Linked DNA regions of Homo sapiens: region 2 is linked to region 1. A link is an interaction called in ENCODE POLR2A ChIA-PET data of the cell type or tissue named here. Cell type or tissue: PC-9. All regions are shown on one strand. Each heading gives the region's core, and the rest is flanking DNA. Links, peaks and the distances in the headings are about the cores only.

Region 1 (2,857 bases), core at 358-2,857:
ATGGAACAACCCCACCCACTCAATCCAGCAAGAATAGAGGCTTGAAGCAGCCAGAGTAACTACTCTTTTAAGAGCTTAATGTTTCTGTAAAATCTTTTGGTACTCAAATGTTGACAGCTGTGTTGATCAGGGTCATGGCAGGTGGCAGAAGGACCTGCAAACGATTAACTGGAGAAAGTTTAATAGAGTGATATCTCTGGAGGTACAGGCAGGGCAATGAGATGGTGCAGTGCCCTAGGACTAGCAAGGATGGGGACCTGTTATCCCCCAGCCTGAGGGACAAGAGGAGGCACTGGCTTTGCAGGAGGCCTGGTGAGAGATGGAACTGGAGGTGGGGCTGCTGGCAGGAGCTGTGGCCTCAGAAAGAGGGTTCCAGCCACTGCCTCACTTGTGACCAAACCAGGAGGGAGCAGGGGTGGTGGGGATCAGATACCTAAACCTCCCTCTCCTCCCACCCCCCTGTCTCCTGCCAATGCTTAACCAGAGGGCAAGGGGCCCAGGGCCCCATGCAGGGAGAGGAAGTTGTGGGGAAAGGCAGAATAACAAGCAGAGAAACTAATTTTTTAAAAAGGTTTTTAAAATGTTGTGGGTGAAATAAAACACGAGCTATCAGTTAATCTGTATAACCAATGCCAAGTTTCATTACCTCTCTTGTCCAACTTCCTCATCAAGAAAATGAGCATAGCCACATCTTTTTTTGCCTTAAGGGGAGAGGCAGAATTCTAACAATCATAAGACATGATTCCTGATGTGTGCGTGATCCCCACTGAATCTGAGAGTCAAGCACTGTTGCCTCGGTCATACAACATGTATGTGTTGATCCTGACTTTGCACCAGGTCCTATTCTCACCCCAGTGGAGAAGTTAAGGCTCAGAGAGTTAAGGAGTTTGCCTAAGGTCACACAGCACAGAAGAGTCAGTAAATTCATTTGCTGGCGGGACACGGTGGCTCACTCCTGTAATCCCAGTACTTTGGGAGGCCAAGGTGGGAGGATGGCTTGAGCCCAGGGGTTCAAGACCAGCATGGGCAAAATAGCAAGACCCTATCTCTACACAAATAATTTTTTTTACTTAAAAAAAAAAAAGAATCAGTGAAGGATTGGACCCAGGTTTGTGTGAGAGCAGAGCCTGAACGTTAGCTCTGGGGCCATGTATTTTTCCAACAGCAAATATTTGTGGGCTCCTAGTCTGTGCCAAACCTGTGCTGGGTGATGCTGGGGGCATGGTGGTGACAAGCAGCCCTGGTCCCTGTCCTCAGGAGCTCACATCTGGTCGAAGATGATAAGCAAATAAATGCATGAATGAGTGGATACAGAGAAAGATATTTGCCAAATAAAGCAGAGTGACAGGGAAGAGAGGGGTGGGGAGAGAAGCCCTCCCTGGAGTGGTGAAATTGGAACTGATCCCTGATGATGAGATGAATCACCAGGTAGAGAGAGCAGCAAGTGCCAAGCCCTGGAGGCAGGAATGAGCTGCGCCCATTGCTATAGCAGCAGAGGAGGCAAAGTAGCCAGGACAGGGTAGGTTGGGGGAGAGGAGAAGACGAGGCCAGAGAGCTGAGGGGCTGGAGGAGGCAAGGGTGGCAGGTGTTTTCTAAAGTACCCTTGGCTTCTAAGTTCCCCCTCCCTCACTCTGGAGCAGCCACAGATGAGTCTCTGGAACCCATCTGTGTCCTCGTACCTCAAGGCCTTTGCGCTGCTGTTCCCTCTGCCTGTAACACCCTTCCTCCAGGTGTCTCCCTTACGTCCTTCAGACCTTTGTTCAAATGTCACCTCCTTGGCAGGCCACAGTGGTTCACGTATGTAATCCCAGGACTTTGGGAGGCTGAGGCAGGTGGATCCCTTGAGGCCAGGAGTTCAAGACCAGCTTGGCCAACATGGTGAAACCCTGTCTTTACTAAAAATACAAAAATTAGCTGGGCTTGGTGGCACATGCCTGTCATCCCAGCTACTCGGGAGGCTGAGGCGGGAGAATCGCTTGAATCCAGGAGGTGGGGGTTGCAGTGAGCTGAGATTGTGCCACTGCATTCCAGCCTGGGTGACACAGCAAGACTCTGTCTCAAAAAAAAAAAAAAAAAGTAACCTCCTCATTGAAGCCCCAGTAGCCATCCCTGTGAGGATGAGCCCAGCTCCTGGGCCTCCATGCCTCCTTCCTGGCCTTATTTCCCTTTGTAGGACTTAACACCCTCCCACTTAGCACCTTCATACATTTGATTTTGTAATTTTTCTCCTTGTTGGTCTTTCCCCATAGAAAGACAACTCTGCCAGGGCAGGGATTTTTTTCTTTGTCCTCAACTGTGTTCTTAGTGCCTGAATGAATGAATAAGTGAGATACAAAATAATGGGAGTTTCCAAACGGCTCATCTGTGAGCCTGTGTGGGAAGGGCCTCTCGCAGGGCCCCAGCACTGGCTGTTCTCGGTGTGTTTCTCCATCATTTGTTTATGGAGTTGCCTTTGAGTTTCCCGAGGGGCAGGGTTGATCAATCTGGTTCCCCAGCCCCACAACACACGATAAGAATCAATATCACTCTAGCTCGTGACTGAATCATTTCCTTCACCCACAGGTGGCAAGTGCAGGCAGCTGTCCCGGTTATGCCGGAATCGTTGCAGGTGAGTCCATCAGAAACAGGAGCTGACAACCTGCTGGGCACCCGAAGACCAAGCCCCCTGCCAGCTCACCGTGCCCAGCCTCCTGCATCCCCTCGAAGAGCCTGGCCAGAGAGGGAAGACACAGATGATGAAGCTGGAGCCAGGGCTGCCGGTCCGAGTCTCCTACCTCCCCCAACCCTGCCCGCCCCTGAAGGCTACCTGGCGCCTTGGGGGCTGTCCCTCAAGTTATCTCCTCTGCTAAGACAAAAA
Region 2 (2,907 bases), core at 318-2,817, 86 kb after region 1:
GTGGTGGGCGCCTGTAATCCCAGCTACTCGGGAGGCTGAGGCAGGAGAATCGCTTGAACCTGGGAGGCGAAGGTTGCGGTGCGCCAAGATTGCGCCACTGCACTCTAGCCTGGGAAACAGTGAGACTCCGTCTTAAAAAAAAAAGAAAAAAGAAAATAGCACTGGGTGATGTGCTACATGGAATGACTTGGGCTGTGAATATGATTTGAGGAGGGCCTGGGCCTGGGCCTTACAGAACCTAGAAGGCAGAGAGGAAGGGGAGGGGCAGGGTGCCAGGGATGAAGGCTCACGTACCTCATGTCTTAGTGTGTGTTCACTGTCTTAAACAAGAATTTAAAGTTGGGCATGGGGCAGAGCGGGGAAGGGAGCATCCCTTTGCAGACCCCAAGAAGCCAGGAACTGGAGCACATTCTGCTAGAGGATCGATGGGAAGCAGGGTTCCAGGGGCTGAGCCTATGTCAGTCCTGTTTCAGAGGAGGCACCAGGCTTGCTTGCCCTGAATTTCTGTGGGCAGCTCAGCCATGAGCATCCTACTGTTATTGAGGTCACAGGGCTGCTTAGGCCCCCTCCTCTCTAACCCAGGGATTGTGCCTGCCTGGACCAGGCGTGACTGCTAAGCTTCTGCCAGGACAAGCCAAATACTGAGGGTGCTTCCTCTGCTGGACGCAAAAGTCCAGGATGACCCCCCAGGCTCTGTCTCGGGGAAGGGGCCCTGCATGCTCCAGGGGCCTCACAGGCCTGGGTCTTTCAAACCACCCCCACCTGGGCCTGTGTTTGATCAAGGCCCTGAGTGTAAACATCCATTGTGTGTGTCCTTTCAGGAAATCCCATAGCCATAGGAGCTTCCTCTGTTTCAGCTTTGAGGATGGGGAAAAGTGGACTCCCCGTGGTGTTCCTAGGGTCACCCACTGTGCTGGGGTTTTTCTGTTGTTGTTGTTTTTTTTCTGTTGCCCAGGCTGGAGTGCAGTGGTGCAATCTCAGCTCACTGCAACCTCTGCCTCGCAAGTTCAAGTGATTCTCCCGCCTCAGCCTCCTGAGTAGCTGGGATTACAGGTGCACACCACCACACCTGGCTAATTTTTGTATCTTTTTGGTAGAGATGGGATTTCGCCATGTTGGCCAGGCTGGTCTCAAACTCCTGACCTCAGGTGATCTGCCTGCCTTGGCCTCCCAAAGTTCTGGGATTACAGATGTGAGCCACCATGCCCGGCCTATCCTGGTTTCAAAAGTGAAAATAGTCCTGGATAAGGTAGAAGGCTGTCCACTCCAGGCATCCCTCCGGTCCGGTGGCTCATTCCCTGCTTTGTCCTTCCATGCTTTGGGTGATGGACCAGCACCTGGACAGGAGGCCCTGTTCCACCTCCTCGGGCTCCTTGGGGTCCAAGTGCCCCCACCTCCAGCTGCACTGCAGCAGAGAGCCCATGGGACCTCTGAAATCATGAAGGTCACCTTTGCGGTGTATAAAGAAGGAACCAGAGGTTGGAGATGTGGAGGAGGCCTGGCTGCTGTTCCCACTGGAGACCTGGCATCTTCTCCCCGACCTAAAACAATGAAAGCAGTGCTCAGCCCGGATGAGATCACGGCCAGCCCAAGACCAGGAACAGGGTACGCCCTGCAGGAAGAAGGTGTGCCCAGACCTTAGGATGGATCAAAAGAAGCCGGAAAACTATATTTTTTGTGAGTTTTGAAAATGTCAGACAGGTCAAACAAAACACAGTGAGGTCCAGCCTCGGCCTACAAGATGCCAGATTTCAACCCCTGGCCTATATGATCTGTTTGCCATGGCAGGCGGTTCCTGTCCACCTCTTTTGTTTATAGCAGGGACCAGCTCTTGAGCTCCAGTGTTGAAGAGGCACGGTCAGGGTCTGATCTGAAGACACTGGTGGCTCATGCCTGTAATCCCAGCACTTCAGGAGGCCGAGGCAGGAGGATTGCTTGAGGACAGGAGCTGGGAGACCAGCCTGGGCAACACAGTGAGACCCAGAGACTACAAAAAAATAAATTTAGCGGGGCATGATGGCACACCCTGCTACTCTGGAGATGGGAAGATTGCTTGAGCCTAGGAGTTCGAAGCTGCAGTGACCCATGATCGCACCACTGCACTCCAGCCTGGGCGACCAAGCTAGGCCCTCTCAAAAAAGATACAGGTGGAAAAATGATGGACGAAGAGGGCATTGTGGCAAACCTGGGGATTTAGGAGAACCTAGTTTGGAATTCTATGAGGATTCAATGAAAGAATGTGTGTAGAGGGGCCCAGCACATAGTAAGAGCTCAATAAACGGTGGGGGCTAGGGGCGGTGGCTCATGCCTGTAATCCCAGCACTTTGGGAGGCTGAGGCAGGTGGATCACTTGAGCCCTGGAGTTCAAGATCAACCTGGACAACAAAGCAAGATCCCATCTCAAAATTAAAAAACAACACCAACAACAAAAAAACAGTGGCTTAGATGCCTGATCATTAGGGTAAGTCGTGTCCTCAACCCCTTCACATCTGCTCTGAAGGTCACCATATCCGGAAGCCTTCCCTGGCCTCCTTGTTTAAAATGGCACAGCCCCCACTCCACGCCTGGCACTCTCTGCTGTCCCTGATTCGTTTTCTCCATACAGCTTATCTTTGTCTGATATGTGACATAGTTAACATTTTATATTTGTCTTTCTTTCCTAGTTAGAATCTGAACTCTAGAAGGGCAAGGGCAAGGATTTATAACTCAAAGGTTCCGGGCTTAGGCCTCTTTTATATTCTTGATTTTGAGGTTAATTAAGAGCTCAGGCCTAGCGAGGTGGCTCATGCCTGGAATCCCAGCACTTTGGGAGGCCCAGGCGGGCAGATCACTTGAGGTCAGGAGTTCCAGACCTGCCTGGCCAACACAGTGAAAAACCTGTCTCTACTAAAAATACAAAAATTAGCC

Evidence for each region. Peaks named below come from ENCODE experiments on the same cell type or tissue, not always from the same donor. Only the 100,000 strongest peaks of a DNase experiment are listed, where the experiment ranks them.
Region 2: POLR2A ChIA-PET joins it to region 1 with 5 read pairs; 12 of 35 experiments call an interaction of 5 or more read pairs at or near these places.

Annotation. Positions count from the first base shown.
Region 1 is chr19:35,167,004-35,169,860 of GRCh38, forward strand. It overlaps FXYD5 (FXYD domain containing ion transport regulator 5), which reads left to right. Exons shown (of 9, transcript NM_014164.6): 9 at 2,563-2,857. The coding sequence ends at 2,612. Among named protein-coding and RNA genes, the nearest start is that of FXYD5, 14 kb to the left of the region's middle. In PC-9, for the core only: no CTCF peak of the experiment used is centred there; DNase peaks (open chromatin) are centred at 1,408, 2,108 and 2,528; H3K4me3 peaks cover 918 bases; H3K27ac peaks cover 2,500 bases.
Region 2 is chr19:35,253,184-35,256,090 of GRCh38, forward strand. All of the region lies in intron 2 of LSR (lipolysis stimulated lipoprotein receptor), which reads left to right. Among named protein-coding and RNA genes, the nearest start is that of LSR, 5.6 kb to the left of the region's middle. In PC-9, for the core only: no CTCF peak of the experiment used is centred there; no DNase peak of the experiment used is centred there.